2 separate regions of the Homo sapiens genome follow, and region 1 is linked to region 2. A link is an interaction called in ENCODE POLR2A ChIA-PET data of the cell type or tissue named here. Cell type or tissue: PC-9. All regions are shown on one strand. Links, peaks and the distances in the headings refer to the core of each region. The heading gives the core; the rest is flanking DNA.

Region 1 (5,372 bases), core at 269-5,268, 85 kb before region 2:
ATAAGTAATCTACAGATGATTTAAAATATATGGGATCAGGCCGGGCGCAGTGGCTCACGCCTGTAATCCCACCACTTTGGGAGGCTGAGGCGGGAGAATCACCTGAGGTCAGGAGTTTGAGACCAGCCTGGCCAACATGGTGAAACCCCATCTCTACTGAAATTACAAGAAAATTAGCCAGGTGTGGTGGCACACCCGCTGTAACCCCAGCTACCTGGGAGGCTGAGGCAGGGCAGGAGAATCACTTGAACCTGGGAGGCAGAGGTTGCAGTTAGCCAAGATCATGCCACTGCACTCCAGACTGGGTGACAGAGTGAGACTCTGTCTCAAAAGTAAAACATCTACATAGGATATATGCAAATATTATACTTTTTTTTTTTTTTGGAGACAGGGCATCATTCTGTCACCCAGGCTGGAGTGCAGTGGTAACAGCTCACTGCAGCTTTGACCTCCTGAATAGTTGGGACTACAGGTGCAAGCCACCACGCCCAGATAATTTCTGAAGAGACCCGGTTTTGCCATGTTGCTCTGGCTGAACTCCTGGAGTGAAGTGAACCACCCATCTTGGCCTCCCAAAGTGCTGGGATTACAGGTGTGTGCCACTGTGCTGGCCCCGATATTTTTTTTTTCTGAGATGGAGTCTCTCGCTCTGTCGCCCAGGCTGGAGTGCAGTGGCGCAATCTCGGTTCACTGCAAGCTCTGCCTTCCGGGTTCACTCCATTCTCCTGCCTCAGCCTCCAGAGTAGCTGGGACTACAGGGGCCCGCCACCACGCCTGGCTAATTTTTTTGTATTTTTAGTAGAGACGGGGTTTCACCGTGTTAGCGAGGATGGTCTCAATCTCCTGACCTCGTAATCCACCTGCCTTGGCCTCCCAAAGTGCTGGGATTACAGGGTTGAGCCACCGCACCCGGCCCCTGGCCCCGATATTACACCATTTTATAGTAAGGGTGAGCATCTGTGGACTTGGGTATTGGGGTTCATCCTGGAACCAATCCTCAGCTGATACTATACAACCATGCTCTGCTGGGGGCCAAGAGCACAGCCCTGCTGTTGGCTCACTACCTCTGGCATCTGCTCACTTTAAAATCCCCACCTCACTCCAGGCCCTACCCCCTACGCCACTGCCTGGTAATAAGTGCCCATAACCAGGACCAATAGACAGACTCACCTGGCGTAAGCCACCCCCCACAATCCTGCCAGAGAGTGACATCACTGGAAACCTCCACCCTTTCAGACCAGCTCAAATACCCAGCAGCTGCTGCCATCCCTCTGGGCCCTGTAGCTGGTTGTGCCCTGGGGCTCTGGGTGGAGACCTGCTCTCCCATTTGAACTACAGTACCCAGGACTGGGGAACGCAGAATAGCTTTTCCTGTTATCCTGCTTTATTTTTTTTTTGAGACGGAGTCTTTCTCTGTTGCCTAGGTTGGAGTGCAGTGGTGCCATCTGGGCTCACTGCTAGCTCCGCCTCCCAGGTTCAAGCAATTCTCCTGTCTCAGCCTCCCGAGTAGCTGGGACTACAGGCACACGCCACCACACCTGGCTAATGTTTTGTATTTTTAGTAGAGATGGGGTTTCACCATGCTGGCCAGGCTGGTCTCAAACTCCTGACCTCCTGATCCGCCCGCCTCGGCCTCCCAAAGTGCTGGGATTACAGGCATGAGCCACCGCGCCCGGCCTTTTTTTTTTTTTTTTTTTTTTAAAGACGGAGTCTCACTCTGTCGCCCAGGCTGGAGTGCAGTGGCGTGATCTCAGCTCACTGCAAGCTCCGCCTCCCGGGTTCATGCTATTCTCCTGCCTCAGCCTCTACAGTAACTGGGACTACAGGCGCCCGCCACCACGCCCGGCTAATTTTTTCGTATTTTTAGTAGACATGGGGTTTCACCATGTTAGCCAGGATGGTCTCGATCTCTTGACCTCATGATCCGCCCGCCTCGGCCTCCGAAAGTGCTGGGATTACAGGTGTGAGCCACCGCGCCGGGCCTCTGTTATCTTGCTTTTTAAGAATAAGGCACACACTCCTAAGCGCAGAGATGCCCAAAGCGGCTGTACACCAGAAATGGGACACTCAACCTCAGTCTTGTTGGGTTGGGACTAGCGCCCAGAGCAGTCAGACAGGAGCTTGAATCCTGACACCGTTCCTCCTCAGGAGGGACACAGGACCCACCTATCCTCCAGGTGGTTTGTGCTGCGGTACTAAAGGAGACACTTTACTTAAACCTTGAGCACAGTGACTGGTAGAGAACAAGCTCCCATAAGGCCTATTAGGTGCTTTTTTTTTTTTTTTGAGACAGTCTCACTCTGTTGCCCAGGCTGGAGTGCAGTGGCGTGATCTCAGACTCACTGCAACCTCTGCCTCCGGGGTTCAAGCAATTCTTCTGTCTCAGCCTCCCCAGTAGCTGGGACTACAGGCGCCTGCTACCACGCCTGGCTAATTTTTATTTTTAGTAGAGACGGGGTTTCACCACATTGGTCAGGATGGTCTCAAACTCTTGACCTCAGGTGATCCGCCTGCCTTGGCCTCCCAAAGGCCTATTAGGTTCTTCAATGGAGGCTTAAATTTTTCTTAAGGCTGTATAAAAACCTTTTGGCATGGAGAACCTTGGTCAGATATTACAAGCTCCTCCCTTGCTATCCCAGTTCATGCTAATTATTTTTTTCTGACCCACTAGAAGGGAGAGGAAGGGTTATTAACTTCACAAATTGGAAAATGCTAAGAGTTGAAATACCGCGTTCTATTAAAACACTGACCTTTTTCCTCACCCCCTGGAGACCAAGGTTCCAGCCCCAGCTTTTGATGTGGAGCTGCACAAATGCAGACCGCCGTAGCTGGTACTCATGAGGGCCAATTGCGAGCAAGTTGCTGTCACAAATGGGTTCTCCTCCAGTTCCTCCATGCTAGAGGCCTTCTGCTCCTCTGCTGTGTGCATTCTTGGGATGGCAACCCACTCCTCTCAGGAACCCCTGTCCAGGAATCACCCCCTACCTGGAACTGTAAAGGAGGCCACCCCTCTCCACTCTACTGTGAGTTCATGGTCAAGGGAGGGCAGCTGTGTTCCTGCTAGACCGAGAGGGAGGGTCCCTCTGGATCTGAGCACGGGGCAGACCAACCAAGCACGGCTCCTTAGGAGTCATCACAGCTCAGCAAAGTCCAGACCGGTGGTCCCATCCTGACCTACTGAGTCAAAGGCAGGGAAGAACTTCCCCAGCACACTCTAGCTGACCCTTCTCTGCCGAACTTGTAAGAAACCACTCTCCTGACCTTGATTCATCCCTTAACTCACTTCTGTGATGCCTCCCAGATCTCATTCTTTCTACTATCATAGCACAAGTGGGTGCCCAGCCCCATGCAGGAGCCAGAGATGGAGCAGCCTCCAACCTACAAGAAGTGTTTCCAGACATCCCAATTCAGCAGCTGCTCTCAGACGCACACCAGGACACCAAACTGGACTCCCACATCTCCATCTTCAGCAGGTCCTTTAAAGAATTAAGACAGCAAGAGGCTTGTCCAGCTGGGTGCGGGAGCTCATGCCTGTAATCCCAGCACTTTGGGAGGCCGAGGCGGGCGGATCACGAGGTCAAGAGATCGAGAGCATCCCAGCCAACATGGTGAAAACCCGTCTCTACTAAAAATAGAAAAATTAGCTGGGCGTGGTGGCGGGCACCTGTAGTCCCAGGTACTTGGGAGGCTGAGGTAGGAGAATTGCTTGAACCCGGCAGGCAGAGGTTGCAGTTAGCCGAGACGGCACCAGTGTACTCCAGCCTGGTGACAGTGCAACTCTGTTTAAAAAAAAAAAAAAAAAAAAAAGCCTGTCCGGGGCTACACTGCACCACCCCCTTCATAAAGACCCATGGCGGCCATCCCTTGAACGTCCAGTGAGAGCAAGTCTTTGCGGGTTCTTCCTCTACCTTGCCCTGCCTCCTACACCACTGCCTTGGGACTGCTTACTCCTACAGCTCTGCTCCATTTCCAGACCACCCTCAAGAGGGCCCCATCTTCTACCATGGGCCTCTTTACCCCCAAACCCCAGGATTAAGACCTGTCTACCTCACACTCATTCCTATAGGTCTCCACAATTTGGCCCTGCTCAGCAAGGGCGCTGCTTTAGCACACTTTAGCCTCAAATCTGAGGAGGCAAAATAGGCCAGACTCTTATGAGTAGAAAAAAGGGAATATAGCAGGGAACCTAGTTTTGGACAGAGCCACCCTGCCAAGCCCTCCCAGGGTAACTTGCAGCAAGTCCCTTCGCCCGTCTGCACCACAGCTTCCTCTTTGGTAAAACAAGATCACTCCCATGATCAGTATAAGCTGACTGCCAAACTGGGTGGAACATGTTAAACTCTAGAATAGAGGCTGGTCAACTTTGCCTGTAATCCCAGTGCTTTGGAAGGCTGAGGCGGGAGGACCGCTTGAGCTTGGGAGTTCAACATAGTGAGACTCCATCTCTACAAATAAAAAAAATTAGCTAGGCATGGTGACTGATAGGCACCTGTAGTCCCAGCTACTTAGGAGGGTGGGGCAGGAGGATCACTTGAGCCCAAGAAGCTGCAGTGAGCTATAATTGTGCCACTGCACTCCAACCTGGGTGACAGGCCTAGACCCTGTCCCTGAAAATAAATAATAAAGGGTCAGGTAGGAAATATTTCAGGCTTTGTAGGCTACAGCTTCTGCCACAACTACAACTCTGCCCTTGTGCATGTAGATACACAGGGGTGGCTATAACCCAACAAAAATATACACAACAGGCCTCTGGTCTACCACACAACCATCCTATGCCGCTAGGACAGCTGGGCAAGTGAGGTGAAAAAGAGGCCTTTGGGGTACTCCAAGTGATGGAGATCAGTAGGCAGGCAGAAGATGCACATCCTGCTTGAGGTTTCCAGGCAGGGCCACTGTGGGCTGCAAGGGACCACAGCAGCTCTACCATGACCAGCAGATGCAACTAGGTTTATTATCCAAGGTCTTAATGCCATCTCTTGTTAATCCCTCCCCATGTTAAAAAAAAAAAAAAAAATGTACAAGACACATACAGTCCTACTTTGGAGGTATTTGGTATGTGCAGAACGTGTCTTCACCCCAGCAAATGAGAAAGGCTAATCCCAGATCCAAAGCTGCTCTGACCAACTGACCCTTGAGGCACTGCCAAAGCAAGATGGGGGGACAGGTGGAGGAGATATGTAACTTCCAGGGCTTGTCACTGCTGTGCGCCCAGGGAAGTCAGCTTCTCTTCATCCGCCCCATTTTCTGTCTAAAACAAACGGTGGGTAGGTGGTATGCCAGCAACCCGACCCACCTCAGCAAGTTCATCTTTCAGTCCTCAGAGGCCGCGGCTGAGTTATGCTGGTCCTCTGTGCTCACTCCATGGCCTGAAA
Region 2 (5,372 bases), core at 226-5,225:
GTCTAACGTGTACAACCTAAGTTTAATCATGAGTAAAAAATAGAAGCCCAAACTGAGGGTCATTCTACAAAATAACTCCAATACTCTTCAAAAATGTTAAGGTCATGAAGGCAAAAGAAATTCTGAGGAACTGTACCAGTTTAAAGGAGACTGAGAGGACAAAAAATGAGATGCAGTGTGTGATCTTGGATTGGATCCTGGTCTAGAAAGAGGACATTAGTGGGGAGATAGAGGAGATTTCAATAAGGTCTGCAGATTCATTCATTGTACAATGTCAGTGATTAATGTATTTATTTTATTTTTTAAATTTAAATTAAATTAAATTTATTTTTTGAGACAAGAGTTTTGCTCTTGTTGCCCAGGCTGGAGTGTAATGGCATGATCTCGGCTCATTGCAACCTCTGCCCTCTGGGTTCAAGTGATTCTTCTGCCTCAACCTCCCAAGTAGCTGGGATTACAGGCATGCACCGCCACACCCGGCTAATTTTGTATTTTTAGTAAACGTGGTTTCTCCATGTTGGTCAGGCTGGTCTCGAACTCGCGACCTCAGGTGATCTTCCCACTTCGGCCTCCCAAAATGCCGGGATTACAGACGTGAGCCACTGCGCCCGGCCTATGTATTGATTTTAATGATTGCACTGTGGTTATCTAAAACAATATTTGGGAAAATTGAGTGAAAAGTATATGGGGACTCTATTTTTGGAACATTTTTGAAAGTGTGAAATTGTTTCAAAATGAAAAGTTTAGAAAAAGAGAAAAGCTTCTAGGTAATTCTATTAAGTTGTCAGAGTTCAGAACCACATCTCTAAGTTATCTTGCCTAACACTATTGTAACCAAGTACCCCTATTTTTCTAGAGGTAGCTTAATTTTTTTAATTGTTTTAACAGAAATAATTATTTCATTTCTCCTAACCCCACATTGTTGCTGACCAATGGTTAGCATCCTGATTTGGGTCAGAACCATCGTAGGAGCAAAAGCTGCTTATAACATTGGCCCTGCTTGCAGGGATAGGCATATCCCTCTGGTGTGGAGCTTCCTGATATTACAACCTGTTTATAAAAATACAAGGCACGCTTTCCCAGAGACCTTCTAGACCTCAGACCACAATGCTCCAACCAATATAATCTATAAGTCCGGGTACTCATAAATATTTCCAACTCCAGGTAGATCAGTTTCATTCTAATGCTCACTGACTATGCGCCCTTTCAGCAAAAAGTACTCAGAACAAATATGGCACCCAGATCCCATAAAGATAAAAATAAAGCTTGGCAGTGGAAAATGGTAACTGAGTACCCCCATTTTTCTAGAGGTGGTTTAATTATTTTTTCCTCCCTCTGTCTCCTGTCTCATTTCCCTGGCTACCCGTTTCCTACCCTTAGCCCTTCAGAAATGCATATATAACCTTCCACCTCCCCCATCACCAGACATTCCCTACAGGGCAAGTTCCTCTAGCTGTGTGCTCCGTGATGAATCTCTCAAGAGTTGACAGTTCATTAGCGGACCAAAGAATACCTGCCATGGAACTTTCACCTCCAGAGGGTTGCCTCAGAGCTTCCATCCTGGGTCACCTCAGAACTTACACCCACTAGGGGAACATGTCAGAAGCATGCCCACGTGGCCATTTTTACAACTTACTTCTGTCCAGGAAGGCACCATCTCAACTGCCCGGTAGATAATTGCCCAGTAGCAGGGGGACGCTTGTTCTTGCTCATTTTCTCTTTTACCTTCTAAAAAAATGCCTGCTTTCTGCTCCAAAGGTGGAGCAGCACATTTAAAGGCAGAATGCTTTGTGCCCCTTCCTCCAAGCTAGCTTTAGAATAAATTCACTTTTTTTTTTGTATCGGACCTCACTCATGTTGATGGGACTCTACATGCAGCATGCGACTAACCTGGTTTTCGTTACACTGGTTTTTGGTTACACTGTCAGAGTAATCTTCCTGGAAATGCTGTTTGTCATGTTACTGAGCTTCTCAAAGCTTTCCAGTGACTCCTATCATCCATAGAATGAAGTTTCAATTCCTTAGGCTGCCATTCAAAGGCCCCATAACACAGCCCCAGTCTACTCCCTTGGTTTGTGTAGAAAGACTTGATCCCCATTTTATGTTTTCATGTCTGAACTTATTCTAATTCTTTCACTCCTTTCCACAATACCTTTGACTGTCTTCTCAGCCTCCTGAGCTGTTCTTTGTCCTAAGGCTCATTTCAGACCCTGACTCTTCATTGAAGACTGTATGGTTATTTCTGTTAGAAGCAGTCATCCTGTCTTTCTTTGAGTTCGTGTAGGCTCAATCGCTCTGCAGTGAAACATGACCTTTAGATTCAGAAATATGTGAGTCGGAATCCTGGTTCCACCTTTGACCAATTCTGAGATAAAGGACAAGTTAATTGATGTCTTGGGATAGGGGGATAATAGTGCCTACTTAAAGCGTCATTTGGGGCATTAGATAAGGTGGACATATAAAGGTCCCCAGCACATAGCAGGTTCCTTCCCCATCACTTTTGTAGCTCAGTGCTCCCCAAAGCTACTGTGGGTTGTGCAGAGGCTCTTATCAAAATTTTCTGGAGAGCCTTTAAAAAATATTTATGCCTGGTCATCATTAAAATGAGAGACACTCTTGAACTGAATTGAATGCTTGGGGCTTTAAGGAGTTCAACTGAGATTTTTTTTTCCCCTGGAAAACAACTCAGTAAATATGTGATCTATGGACAGAGGAATGTAACCCAATAGGGGGAGAAGGAAGGGTCAATGGGTTTCTAAATAGGAAAAAGCTGTGATGCCTTCCACACCCATCCCTTTGACCTCAGTGGAACAGCATCGAGGAAGTATGGCTCTTTTTTTTTTTTTTTTTTTTTTTTTTGAGATGGAGTCTTGCTTTGTCGCCCAGACTGGAGTGCAGTGGCGTGATCTCGGCTCATGCTAGCTCCGCCTCCGGGGTTCACGCCATTCTCCTGCCTCAGCCTGTCGAGTATCTGGGACTACAGGTGCCCGCCACCACGCCTGGCTAATTTTTCGTATTTTTAGTAGAGACGGGGTTTCTTCGTGTTAGCCAGGATGGTCTCGATCTCCTGACCTCGTGATCCACCCGCCTTGGCCTCTCAAAGTGCCTGGATTACAGGCATGAGCCACCGCACCCAGCCCCTTGACTCTTAAAATTATGTAAAGGAAAGTAAAAATCTCAGGACTGTCAAACTCATTACACCAAAGTGATAGTTCAGTCTGGAGGCTGAGTCATGTGACTCCACCATCTTTTCCCCAGATGAACAACTGTTATTATACAACCTGTGTCAAAGCATTGTACATTAGCCAGACCCCCACAGGAAGGCAAAAAGACCTCGGACATCTCTGGGTGACTGTCCTCACAAATTATTCTTTACTGGCCTTGGAACTTTTCAAGATGTATATCCTCCCATAAAACAAGGACAAAGCGGCCGGGCGTGGTGGCTCACACCTGTAATCCTAGCACTTTGGGAGGCCGAGACGGGCGGATCACGAGGTCAGAAGATCGAGACCATCCTGGCTAACATGGTGAAACCCCGTCTCTACTAAAAAAATTAGCCGGGTGTAGTCGCGGGCGTCTGTAGTCCCAGCTACTTGGGAGGCTGAGGCAGGAGAATGGCGTGAACCTGGGAGACGGAGCTTGCAGTGAGCCGAGATCGTGCCACTGCACTCCAGCCTGGGCGACTGAGCGAGACTCTGTCTCAAAAAAAAACAAGGACAAAGCAATTGTAACAATAGGTGTATAAGCTAAATCTAGCTTCTAAAACTAAAGCCTGTTAGATGTCACAATGATAATGCTTGTATTTCCAAGTACAGAAGAAAGACTAGATGAGACCAATTATTCTTCCCTCTACTTGTCTCTTCCTATCTCCCTTCTCCACTTTAAGCAGATGTATAAGTATCAGGCCTCCTGAAAACCTCTTCAAAGATGAGAAACGCTATGGAGCATTTCTATGACTTATGTTTTTCCAGGGCGTGCCCTCAAGCTTTGGTTTAATAAACCTCAATGGACTCAGTCACTTGCCCCAGTCACTCATTTTGGTTAACATTTTGGTGACCATGAAGGAACCCTCTGAGTGGAGCTTAGCTCTTTAGGCCTGCAGCGATTCTCCTGTTTACGCTTGGTACCAACTATCAAGCTTTAGCTTTGACTGATTTTGTGACTTTCTGAGGATCAGATGCTATTCCTTCTTGAGGTCACTGCTCTCCCCAGTTGATTGTTTGAGATCTGAGTTTTGTTTTGCCATAAAATTCCTTTACTCTTGGAGTTTTGCTCACTTCCTATAAGGAAGGTGAGTTTTCTTCTCCTGTGCCAATGGAGAGCAGCCTTCAGCTTGGTCCCCTCCCAGGTAAGGAGCTGGGTTGGGATTTTGTTTTAGAATTTGATAGCTGCAGATTAAGGTTTATTGCTAGTTGGCTCTAACCTCTCTATTTTTTTTTTTTTTTTTTGAGATGGAGTCTCACTCTGTGGCCCAGGTTGGAGTGCAGTGGCGCGATCTCGGCTCACTGCAACCTCTGCCTCCCGGGCTCACGCCATTCTCCTGCCTCAGCCTCCCGGGTAGCTGGGACTACAGGCTCCCACCACCACGCCTGGCTAATTTTTTGTGTTTTTAGTAGAGGCGGAGTTTCACCGTGTTAGCCAGAATGGTCTCGATCTCCTGACCTCGTGATCCGCCAGCCTCGGCCTCCCAAAGTGCTGGGATTACAGGTGTGAGCCACTGCGCCCGGCCGGCTCTAACCTCTCTTTATGCTTAGAGTGTTCAACAGTACGTAATTTGTGCAATCACTTGTTGTGTTTTTGATTTTTGTCATTCTTCCTTTGGATTTGACCAACTCTTGACCCCGCGTAGTGTCCAAAACACCTTCCAACTTGGTCAAATCCAGCAGGAGCTCTACATTATGGTGAACCGTCCTCAAAATTGGCGAAAACACCCGCAACTGCAGGACACCAAGTTAAACCTCTAGAAACATGTGTCAGTTGAAGGAAATAAGATGTTTAACCCAAAATGTATTTTCTGACCTATTTTGAGATGTCTGTTGGAGGGCCAGCAAGCAGAAGTGGCCCTGCAAAGCTGTCTTTCATGAGAAAATTGGCATCTGTAGAGAATCCCTATTAATACAGGCAGACTTTCTCTTGTCTGGATCCAGGAAAAATGAACTGAGCTTGATACCTTAAAGATCTGAAATAAATATTTACCATCTACTCTCTCTGGGAGCTGCTACCTGTGAAGTTTCATCTACATAACAAGACCATCTTTGTTAGCCGAGCCTCCTCCTTTCTCCCTCCCATAACCTGTCTTGCTACTAAAACCTGATGTACAACCATAACCTGTTTTTGGCCATGACGGAATCCAGGAAGATGATCAGCTAGCA

Evidence for each region. ChIA-PET counts read pairs that join two places held together with the same protein. Peaks named below come from ENCODE experiments on the same cell type or tissue, not always from the same donor. Only the 100,000 strongest peaks of a DNase experiment are listed, where the experiment ranks them.
Region 1: POLR2A ChIA-PET joins it to region 2 with 7 read pairs; 3 of 35 experiments call an interaction of 5 or more read pairs at or near these places.

The regions. Positions count from the first base shown.
Region 1 is chr19:41,862,278-41,867,649 of GRCh38, reverse strand. The region is part of intron 3 of RPS19 (ribosomal protein S19); the gene reads right to left. Among named protein-coding and RNA genes, the nearest start is that of MIR6797, 4.7 kb to the left of the region's middle. RefSeq lists a silencer at 1,148-1,207. In PC-9, for the core only: no CTCF peak of the experiment used is centred there; no DNase peak of the experiment used is centred there; H3K4me3 peaks cover 19 bases; H3K27ac peaks cover 2,787 bases.
Region 2 is chr19:41,776,827-41,782,198 of GRCh38, reverse strand. No RefSeq gene overlaps it. Among named protein-coding and RNA genes, the nearest start is that of CEACAM3, 17 kb to the left of the region's middle. RefSeq lists an enhancer at 2,949-3,450. In PC-9, for the core only: no CTCF peak of the experiment used is centred there; DNase peaks (open chromatin) are centred at 2,338 and 2,758; H3K4me3 peaks cover 1,171 bases; H3K27ac peaks cover 4,911 bases.